Regions from separate parts of the Homo sapiens genome. Here regions 2 and 3 are each linked to region 1. A link is a contact called in ENCODE Hi-C or POLR2A ChIA-PET data. All regions are on one chromosome and are shown on one strand. The core of a region is the stretch at or near the end of the contact, and the rest is flanking DNA. Distances in the headings are between cores, read along the strand shown.

Region 1 (3,417 bases), core at 584-3,083:
GCACTGCTGGCGCTAGCGCTGGCGGCCCCGGGCTCCGCTGGACGCCTATCTTTTTTCTCTCCCTCTTCCCTAGCTCTGGATTGATTGATGACCACCGGCGGCCAATGGCTCTGACACCACGCCATCCTCGGTCGGGCATCACAGCCCCACGTCCCCGACCTCAGCCTCCCGGGCGCGTTGGCATCCCCGAACCCACAGCGCTGAGCCCGAGCCCGGGGCCGCCGCCTCCTCCCTGCTCTACGCCTGGGCGCTGCCAGGTTCCTTCCCTGGAACGGCGGAGAAAGGAAGGGAGGGAGCCAGCGAGCGTTGGAAGGGGGTGTGGAGGCCACGGGATCTCCCCCTCTTCTGACATCTTTTTTCACTTAAACTTTTGTTTGTCCCACCCCCCCGACCTGTTTGTGTTTGTTTGCAGCATCTCAAATCAATTATACATTTTTCATGACCCGCATTTGCACTTAATTTGGGGTGTGTGTGTGAGAGGGGGGTGGTGATGTACTATTATAAATCAACTTCACTGGGGCATCCTTAATTTATTTTCTTGCTGACGGATTCCAACCGGCTCCTGAGCCTCTAGAAAAATGCCCCCTTCACCTCCTAGGCCGCAAAACCCCGGAATTCAAAGGCTTTACAAAGATAACCTTGTTATACGTAAATAGCAAAGAAACTCCTGCCTCTGTAGAGAAGAAATCCGGCGGCAACGGTTACTTTTCCTCGGTACTCGTCCCCCGTCGCCTAGCCTCGACCCCAGCTTGGGTCGCCGGGTCGCTCCGCAGGCTGCGAGCGCGGAGACCCAGGCAGCGGCGGAGAGTGAGGTTGGGGCGCGGGGACGGGGTGAGAAAGAGCCCCGAGCGAGAGCGGCGCGCGCGGGCGGCCCCGGGGGCGGCCGCGGGGCGCAGCCGGAGCACAAAGCTGCGCGGTGCCTTCCCCTCGTCACTGCACCTGGCCTCGGGCCGCCGCGGGAGCCCGGGGATCGGGCCAACACAATGCACCCAGGCCTAGGCCGGGGCGGCTCGAACACATCACCCCGGGACTTTCTAGTAAACAGCTCGCTGAGCCCTCGTCCCCACCCCCATCCCCGCCGCCCGGCTTCCCCAGCTTCTCGCCGATACCCCCTCCTCTCCTCCTAAGAAATCCTGGCGGAGGAGGGAGCGAAGAGGTGGGGACCCCCAGAGGTCGGGGGACTGATGGCTGGAGGGGGTGGAGAAGAGAAGAGGCGCAGGATGGGGAGTCGGAGGGAAGACACCTCCTAAAAAAGAATTTGCTTTCGCTCAGGGGTTGAAAATCAGCCCTCCCCGAGCGCCGAATTGCCCGGGAGGCGCCCGCTCGTGCGGATGTCAGGGGCACCGGGGCAGCCCGGGTCCGCAGCCTCCGAGCCCCTCGCACGCGCCTCTGACAAGGCACCTCTCACCCGGGCTCCGCTTTGTGTGTGCATTTTTTTCCCTTCCTCTAGTGCTCGGCACCGGGCTCCCGGCCGCCTCCTCCCCCTCCCCCGCCCTCCGCCTCCCTTCCCGGGGCGGATTACCTTTCCCGGGCTGCGCTCCGGATCCCGGGGATGCCTTCAGCGCCCGGCGAGCAGGCGATCCATAGCCGAGCGGCCCGAGCCGGCTGGAGGAGCGCTGGGGGCGCGCGGGGGCGGCGAGGGGCGCGAGCGGGCCAGAACCTTCGACCCCGGAGGTCCCGCCGCAGGCTGGGGCTGGGGGCCAGGGGGCGCGGCGCTAGAGGGAGGCGGGGGGAGAAAGGACCCGAGCAGCCTCGATCTGGGGAGAGAGCGAGCGAGGGGGCGAGGAGAGGGAGCGAGGGCGCGGCGAGCCGGAGGGAGAGCGAGCGGTGCAGTGACAGGGACTGCCACTGGGGTCAAAGGAGCACAGCTCCAGGAAGCAGGGCGGCCGAGGCGCCGCTCCGTGCGCGCTCCCCGGCGGGACCCCGCGCCCCTGCACGCCCCTCCCGCAGTCCCTGCCCACTCGGACCCCCACCGGTGCCCCGAAGCCCCAGGGTTTCGAGAGGAGGAGGGAGCCGAGGGCGAGGCCCGGTAGCCTGCTGGTGCTCCCGGGTCAAGCAGGCGGCAGGAAGCTGAGCTGCAAGTTCATCATCATGAGTGCGATCTGCGTAAAAAATGATAGGGGAAGGAAGGCGGGCTACGGTGCCCCAGGAAAAGAAGGGAGCTTTCTCCCAAATGGTGTTCTTCTGCAAAGAGAACACCCAGCTCCCCGCCACCCACCGACCTGCCAGGCTCTGTCAGGAGTCCTGGCACCGTTCCAGGACGCAGGGCTCACCGCAGGGGTAAGGGGAGCGGCTGGGACACTTCGCTCAGACCTAGGAAGGCGACCCTAGGTTCCCTCCCATCTGCTGATCTGAGGCTTTCCTGGGGGAGAGCTGTGCTCCTTTTTCCCCAAGCCTTTCAACACGACAGACACACACACACACACACACGCTCACTCACTCACTCACACACTCACCTCTTTCTCTCTGCAATGTTGCTGAGAAAGAAAAGGCCAACCCAGCTGATCATTTTTTTTACCTCCATGAATTAAGGCAGATTCAGGACAGGAAGGTGAGGAGAGGCAAAGACTCTAATTGTTTCCATTTTCGTCTTTTGGATAAAATTTTCCCCAAAAGATAAGCATGTCAAAAGCATTTTAAAAATCAAACTTAGTCCAGTTTTGTCTGCTACTTTGGAAAATGGAAGAAAAGGTTTTCAGAATTTTGTACAAACAACACAAGGAAAGGAAATGCCGCTGAAATGCTGGAAGACAGAAAACAAGGGAGAGAAGGCTTTTAGAAAACTTGGTTGGCAGGGTTGTCTGTGAAAGATGAGGTGGCCCTGTGATGTTATGCCATTGTCATTGCTGAAAGATTGGGACAGCAACCAGATCTAATTCCTTTCTAGGAGTCAGACTGAAAGATCTGTGCATTCTCTGAAGGGAAATCCAATGTATATATATGTGTGTGAGAGAGAAGTGTGCTAAGTATACTATGTGACAACTGACTAGACATCCTGGCTGAAATTATACCCCCTAAAAATAAAAAGGAGCCATTGCAACCTGGTCTGTGGCCTCTGTGCTGAGACTAATTGGTTTCCAGGGTCTGGGGAGGAAGGGAGAGAGGCTTGTAGGAGCCCCTATAAAAAAAGATCAAACGGAATTCACTTGAAAATATTTCCCTTTTACAATGGGCTTTCCTGGCACTTGAATTTTAAGTAACCCATCTCTTATGCCTAGGCTGAAATGAAAAGGGAAATGGTCTTACTAATGTATTTATTTTATTTTACAGCATGCCCAGAGTGTCAGTGCTTGTCAAATGTGCTGGGGTGGAAAGGACAGTGTCTTTCCTTGCCCAGCACAAATCAGAACAAGTGACATTGACATTAAAGGATGCCAAAGATGGGGGCATAGAGGCACCTTTAAATTTTGTTTTCTT
Region 2 (3,417 bases), core at 373-2,872, 230 kb before region 1:
TTTATATTTATTCATTTGTCTCACCCATAGACCTTCACTTGCTATACTCTTTCTTCTTTCTTTCTCTTTCTTTCTTTTCTTTCTTTCTTCTTTTTCTCTCTCTCTCTGTCACACAAACATATACAAAATCACTTTCGATCCTCTTATCTTGCTTAATATCTTTCATGGAACTTATTACTATCCAAAATTAAATTTCAGACAGTTTATCCATTCATTTACTTCTCTGTTCCTGTATTCCCACCAAACTGTACACTCCATGAGGTCAGGAGGTGTGTCTGTGCACTGCAGAATAGTGCTTGGCATGTAACAGGCACAAAATTAGTTGAATCAAAGAATGAACCCATTCACTGAACTTACATTTACAAAATGCCCAATGTCTAAGTGCGAAGGATTCAAAGATGATGATAATCATAACTACCATTCACTGAAGGAGCCCTCAATGAGCTAAAAGCTTTACATACAGTATTTTATTTGAATCCCTCAACAACCCTTTGAATCATGTGTTTCTATTTTCTTTCTTTCTTTTTTGCAAATGAAGACATAGAGGCTCACAGAGACTGACTTATTACCACCAAGCTAGAAAGAGGTAAAACTATAAATTAAACCGGGTTTGTCTGGCCCTGACTCCAGGAATTGTCATATTCAAAGATTAATAAGAGACAAACATCCTCCCTGAGAACCTCAAAGTCTCATGCTTTGGATTTGAAGCATCATTGTCTTAGAGGATCCTCCTAATATTCTGTGGCTGGAGAAAGAATCTGACAATAATTCCTGGAGAACTGGAGTTGGGACATTTGCCATCCTGGGGCCTTCAGGAATGTCCTTGTCCATGGCAGGATCTGGTATGCCATGCTACTTTCCCTTTGGTGAGGTCAGATTCTGCTGTAGAGGTTTGCCAGGGCTACCCATATTCTCATATCCTTGGCTCCAGGTCTGCATATGAGCCCAGCAGCTGTCAGGGATCCTATTTACTTTTAATAAATCTAACAAATGAATGATAAATAAGTGGTGATTCGTCTGCCTCAGAAAATCCAGCAAGGGCAGGACCCAGCCAGGTGCATGGGAAGCTAAACTCTTTTCCAGCCTTCACAACTGAATTTTAAATTGCCAACACCAAGCTCCAAAGTCAGTTCAGACCCACAAAGTTTCTATGTATTTTAGAAGTCACAGAACTACCCCTCTCTCTGGTCTCTTGGAATAAAAGAAAGTTCCTCAGCCTATTCATTCCATGAATTAAAAAAAAAAAAAAGATTAAAAAAGGTCTCCTCGGTTACAATGCCATTCATATCCTTTGACCAGAAAGAGTTAGAGAAAAACTTCGGGATTGATCTGAGGGACACAGAGCCCAGGTTCCATTAAAGTGTATTAATGCCAAGGTCTGTGCAATTAGTGAAAAGTCAATTCCCATTACTAGTTAACACTATTGAATATCTGCTTTCTTTAATAAAAAGCCATGTCCAGTACAAAGAGAATAAATCAATAGGTTGGCTGCATTTAGATCTATTCTGCCTTCTTCTAAAATGCACAGAGAAACTCCCTGTCAGAGCTCCACTGTCTGTCTGCCAAGCTCAGTTTGTAAACTGGCAGCTGGCCCTGCCTTCTTTGCCTGGAATCTTTCATTAGCACTTTCTCACTTTAGCTCTCATTTCTCTCATCAGGAAAATTAAGTTTTATCCCATGCCTAAAATTCTTCTCTTTGAGCTTAATCTCGATCTGCCTCCGAATTGGACTGGTTCAGAAAACGAGCTGCAAAGCCACTGTGGCCATACATCTAAACCTCAGCCTTCGCCAAGCATCGGTTCTTCCTCAGGCCAGGAGAGTAGGGTACACACAATTTCTAACAAGGGTCCAAAGAGTCCCAAGAGCCTGAAAGACTTTTCTCCTCCAGAGATACCCTTTGCGTTCTTTTACATCTGGTAACCTTCCTTGCTGCCAAGGAGCTGGAATGTTCCAGATCCTTAACTGTGAAGAGCAAAAGAAGGATACACCTGTCCGGTGAAGTTTGCAAGCCCTCCCAATTCTCAGCACCACATGCAGAAGAAGGATGCATTCACCTCCTGTCTGTGGAGGCTGCCTTTCTGTAGCTAAGCCCATCTATTTATCTTCTTTGGTGCGGACCACTAAAAGGAGAAAGCTGTTTAGACACTATCTTCATTATAATGCTTGGTTTATTAAAGACTAAAAGGATACTTTGATTCCCACTGTACATATAAGTTACTCATAAGTTGGAAAATTGTGTTTCCGTGAAAGCAAATTACTGTACCTTAAATTATTTCATTAACCAGAATGCTCAGTCTTTGATGGGAAAAGGAGGATTGATATAATTTTACTTTAGTTCAGGTTTACTATGCAGAATTATTTGACATTCTTCTTTAATCCTTTGGTCCTTATTCCGCATCCTCTCTCCCTTCTCAGAGTGTGTGTTTGGTGGGGTGGGTAGGTTTGGTGGTGATATTGGTTTGGGTCATGGTTTCGGTAGATGAATAGATTTGGAATTGCATTCTTTTCAGGACTCAGCAAATTGGTGTGTATCGTTCTGGGTTTTTTCAATTGGTTCAAGTCTACTATTTCTCCACTTAAGCAGGTTGAAATATCTAATGAAACAAGCACTGCTAGAACCAAATCTGTTTATTCCTGTTGCTGAGATCCTTTCATGCCACTTTCCATGGCCCCATTTCTGGTCCAGAGGCCTGGTCTGCCATTAGAGAGAATCACAAACCAGGCCCTACACTGTGAAACCAACGAATGATCCCCAGTACTGTCATGGATGTTTCTTGAAGCCACTGGAGTCGTCCACTGTGGTCGGAGAACTCAGGGAGGGAACCTTCTGCATTGCTTCCCAGAGCAGCTGTGGGGTGACAGTAACAGGCAAACAGTGGAAATGCACACCATCCTAATACAAGGGTGGAAAGTGTTCAGTTGTGAAGAGGCATTTATGTTTACACAAACAGCCAGTTTTTCCTCACATTCAAAGTTACAGAGTTGGACAAGGCAGGCTCACGAGGTGACAAAGAAAAATTTAACTAATCAGGCAGGCTATCCCCAAGTGTTCCAATGGCATGGATGATTCTGCCAAAGGGACTAACTGATGAACAGGTAGCTGGGTGAGGAGACTGCAGATCTTTGTCATCCCAAGCAGATGAAGGTTCCCCACTTGATCAGAGGCAGTGATTGAATTCCCATTTGGGGATCCCACAAAGAAATGGATTGACATTGTCAAGCAATTAATCCAAGGTGAAGTACGATTTAAAAAAATTGGGAAATGAATAAATGCAGTCCCAAGCAATCTACCTGTGTGACACTGATGCAGGAAAATTGCCTTTGAAGAGGTTGGCAGTTGTCTTTGGTCCTTTAGCAAATCCTTCCACGATAACTCTGAAATGAATAGAAGGAGCAGAATTGGATTAAACAATTTTA
Region 3 (3,417 bases), core at 451-2,950, 190 kb before region 1:
CCAGATTCAAAGGTGTGGAGAAATAGACTCTAGTCCCTGACAGGAGAGTGGCAAAATTATAGTGCACAGGGGCCTGGATCCTGGAATGGAAAAAATTTGCAGCCATTAAACAACGTACCACAACCAGGCCACAGATAGATTGCAGATCCCAGAAGTGAAGAGATGGAACTGTCTAGGGGCTTCAAAGAAGCTAGGGAATTGATTCTGAACTGCAGGCCCAGTGGCTTTGGGCCCCAACTCCCTTTATAAAGTGGCTTCCCTCTGGAGGGAAGCTCAGCAGCTTTTTTGCTGAATGGCCTAAAAGACAAAGGCTAATTGCTCTTTGGTGTGGTCATTTCAGTCTTTGTCTTGCACTGCTCATACACTCTGTACTTTGGACGTGATTGTAGACCAGCCCTCAGGTTCCTCATTGAGGAAATCTGGGCCAGGTACCTAACGTTATCAGTTGGTGGGGCAGGCAGTAGAAGCCATGGTCTCTGAATGAAACAGTTGGTGGGATAGTGGGCTCTCACATAAAATTGCTTGGGTTCGCATCCTGGCTCTACCACATATTGCCTGTGATATATGAACAAGAATTCTCTAAGCCTCAATTTCCTTCTCTGTAAAATGGAATGATTGTGTATGTTTCTAAATGTTTAATCATATGTGTACATGTGTGGATTCAATAAGATCATGTCATTTTGCTTCAATGTCTGGCATTTATTAAGTCTTAACTATTAGTTCTCATTATTTTCCAATCAACATAGAAGCCAAACTGAAAAGTGTTGTTTGAAATGAATTTCATAATATATATTTATAGAATCAAATATCAATTTAAAAATGGAAAAATTCAACCTCCCCAGTTACCTTCACATCTAAAGCCCCAACATTAGGCTTTAAATTAATGTGATTCAGGAAGTCACATGAAAAGGGTCTGCATTTTCTAGTCACACCAACCTGGATGCTAATCCTGGCTCTGCCAGTTACTAAGTGTGTAATCCAGAGCAAATTACCTCTCTAAGCCTCAGTTTCCTCATCTGCAATGGTACATATAATAGTAGTACATATAACTACTTCAAAGAAGTAGTTGTGAGAATTAAGGTAATTATGTAAAGCACCTGGTGTATGGTAGGTGTTCAAACTATACTATTTCTCTTCCTTCCACTTTGAATTTCTAACTTCCCACTTGAGTTCAAATAACAAATTCAACAACATTTTTGAACACTGGCATGTAGAAGATAGCGATTGACTCCCCTCTAATGGTTTCTTTGTTTGATTTTGGGGTCTTTGCCAGAAGCCACAAAAAGAATAAGCCTTCTCTCTCTTGAAATGTCAAATGCTTTTTTGTCCTTATTGACTGTTCTCACCGGTCTGTCTCTTTAAGGAAAAGGCCCTGAACAGGCTGCTTACCCCATTAATACTAAAGGCTGTGAGTTTTTCAGTTCCACTGAACTCTGTGTGACCTTCGCAGACAATAATTACTTTAACATAGGGTTAGGCAACAGCAACAAACTTGTCTGAAAATAAGCCAGGGCTTAAAATACAACTTAACCTGGGAGATTTAAGCAGGTAAAGAAGATGGCTTCTCTCCGGAATTGCTTCTTGATTAATCACCCCATCTGAGGTCGTTGGAAAAATGACAGTTTTCAAACAGGGCTTTAAATGTCTCCTGCTCTACTTTTCTACCCTGGCAGAAAGCCAGTCCCTGCAAGCCACTGGTTCTTAAAGGGGACGGGTTCCCTTGGATTTCCCTGAGCTGGAGCTCAGGAGCATGAGATAGTAATGGATAGACAGATGGGAGAGAGTGTTCATGCTCCCCACTTAAGGTTTGCTCACCTCCAAGATAGACTCAAGGAGCAGTCACTGAACCAGGAGGAAGGAAGCAGCAATATCTGAGGAAGAAGTGCCTATTTTAAAATGTGCTCAGGGTTTAAGGCAAAGTGTGTCCACTAGCTTCTTTCCAAACACTTTATCCGGTATCTTGCCTTCTATGCTTGGGTCCTGGCATTTTGTCAGCTTGGTTCAAGTCTTCCCTCTGTTCCTCTTGCTGGCCTCTTTCCATCCTAGGGTTCTTCCCAGCCACTACTTCCCTGAACATTCACTCCTTGTATTTGGGAACCTTCAATTTGTGCCCAATCTGGAGATCACCTCTCATCGACAGTTGTTTCTCTTTCTCAAATTAACTATGAGTCATGTGGGTCAGAGTCTTGCCTCTCCACCACACCTGCTGGGTACTCAGGACATCACTGGAAGCCCACAGCCAGTGTCCCACCCTCTGTGTCCTTCCTAATAGACAACCCTATCTCTGCTCTCACTACATCCTGGATACAGTCTCTAATAGACAACCCTATCTCTGCTCTCACTACATCCTGGACAGTCTCTGTGGTCTTTAGATGACTTTGGCTTTATCATCCAGGCCTAAAGCATGCCTCCAACTCAAAGGATTTTCAGACCAGAGTTCCATCTTGGCCTTGGGTAAGAGATTTTCCATAGAAAATTCCCTTCCCTTTATCTCAAACCAAATCAGCTCTGTCCAGGGATGGTTTGGCACAACCTCCTGCAATTTCCTATCCTGCTTACCTGAGTATGTATACCATCTGACATAGTATATAGTTACTATTTATTATAATATAACCTCCCAGGAGTTTTTGTTATGTTTAGAACTTCATCCTCTGTGCCTAAAACAATGTGAACACATAGGTAGTGCTCAATAAACATTTGCCCAATAAATAATAAACAAATTATATTTAAGGACTCCCAGAGTTCTGGGGTGTTATGCCTTGTTTATCATAAGTTAGAATGGCTTCTTGCTGGGATCATTTTTCAAAATATGTTTAATTTTATCCTGTTTTTAAAGTTAATGTACAGTTAATCTGACTTGTTTTTGGTGTGCAGTTCTGAGTTTTAACACAGTATAGATTTGTGTAGCCACTACCACAATCGGGATACAAAACAATTTTGTCAGCCCCAAAAACTCCCCTGTGCTGCTCTTTTGTAGTCATGCTTTGCCCCCATCCTAACCCCTGGCAACCACTGATCAGTATAGTTTTGTTTTCTTCAGAATATCATACAAGTGGAATATATCTTTTGAGACTGTCTTCTTTCACTCAGCATAATGTCTTTGCGATTCATCCAGGCTGTTGTGTGTACCAATAGTTTGTTCCTTTTTATTACCAAGTAGTATTCCACTTTATGGATGTGCAACTGTTTGTTTATCCCTTTACCTGCTGAAGGATATTTGGATTGTTTCAGTTTTTGGTGATTATAAGTAGAGATACTATAAGCATTTGTATGCAGGTTTTTGAGTGAACATGAGTCATCATCTCTCTAGGGTAAATATTCAGAAGTGAGATTGCTAGATCATCTGTAAATGTATCTTTAAATTCATGAGAAACTGCTAAGCTGTGTTCCAGGAGGCTCTACCATTTTTCATTTCTA

The links. Hi-C counts contacts between places; a loop is a spot of excess contacts on that map. ChIA-PET counts read pairs that join two places held with the same protein, here RNA polymerase II (POLR2A). Pooled maps may share reads with other maps.
Region 2: a loop to region 1 is called in a map of heart right ventricle, with 4 times the contacts of the local background. The contact joins the enhancer-like site here to the promoter of MPPED2 in region 1. A Hi-C loop is called at or near these places in 38 of 168 maps with a recorded cell type or tissue (A673, Caco-2, Panc1 and 18 more), 14 of 37 single-sample maps with no recorded cell type and 31 of 50 pooled maps. POLR2A ChIA-PET finds 5 or more read pairs at or near these places in 1 of 52 experiments (activated T-cell).
Region 3: a map of heart right ventricle shows a loop between it and region 1 (2.8-fold over the local background). The contact joins the enhancer-like site here to the promoter of MPPED2 in region 1. A Hi-C loop is called at or near these places in 2 of 168 maps with a recorded cell type or tissue (both heart right ventricle) and 5 of 50 pooled maps. POLR2A ChIA-PET finds 5 or more read pairs at or near these places in 2 of 52 experiments (H1 and activated T-cell).

What each region holds. Positions count from the first base shown.
Region 1 is chr11:30,584,520-30,587,936 of GRCh38, forward strand. It overlaps MPPED2 (metallophosphoesterase domain containing 2), which reads right to left and starts at 1,834. Exons shown (of 7, transcript NM_001584.3): 1 at 1,523-1,834. The region is part of intron 1 of MPPED2-AS1 (MPPED2 antisense RNA 1); the gene reads left to right. RefSeq lists a silencer at 1,739-1,788.
Region 2 is chr11:30,357,197-30,360,613 of GRCh38, forward strand. It overlaps LOC102723403 (a long non-coding RNA gene), which reads right to left. Exons shown (of 4, transcript XR_001748162.1): 3 at 3,292-3,375. Among named protein-coding and RNA genes, the nearest start is that of ARL14EP, 36 kb to the left of the region's middle. Within about 2 kb of position 1,623, at least 2 of the 41 ENCODE cell types and tissues checked have a DNase peak (open chromatin) inside an H3K27ac peak, as active enhancers do; they include heart right ventricle and left ventricle myocardium inferior, where a contact is called at or near this core.
Region 3 is chr11:30,390,968-30,394,384 of GRCh38, forward strand. It overlaps a transcript of MPPED2 not described here. Among named protein-coding and RNA genes, the nearest start is that of ARL14EP, 70 kb to the left of the region's middle. Within about 2 kb of position 1,701, at least 3 of the 41 ENCODE cell types and tissues checked have a DNase peak (open chromatin) inside an H3K27ac peak, as active enhancers do; they include heart right ventricle, where a contact is called at or near this core.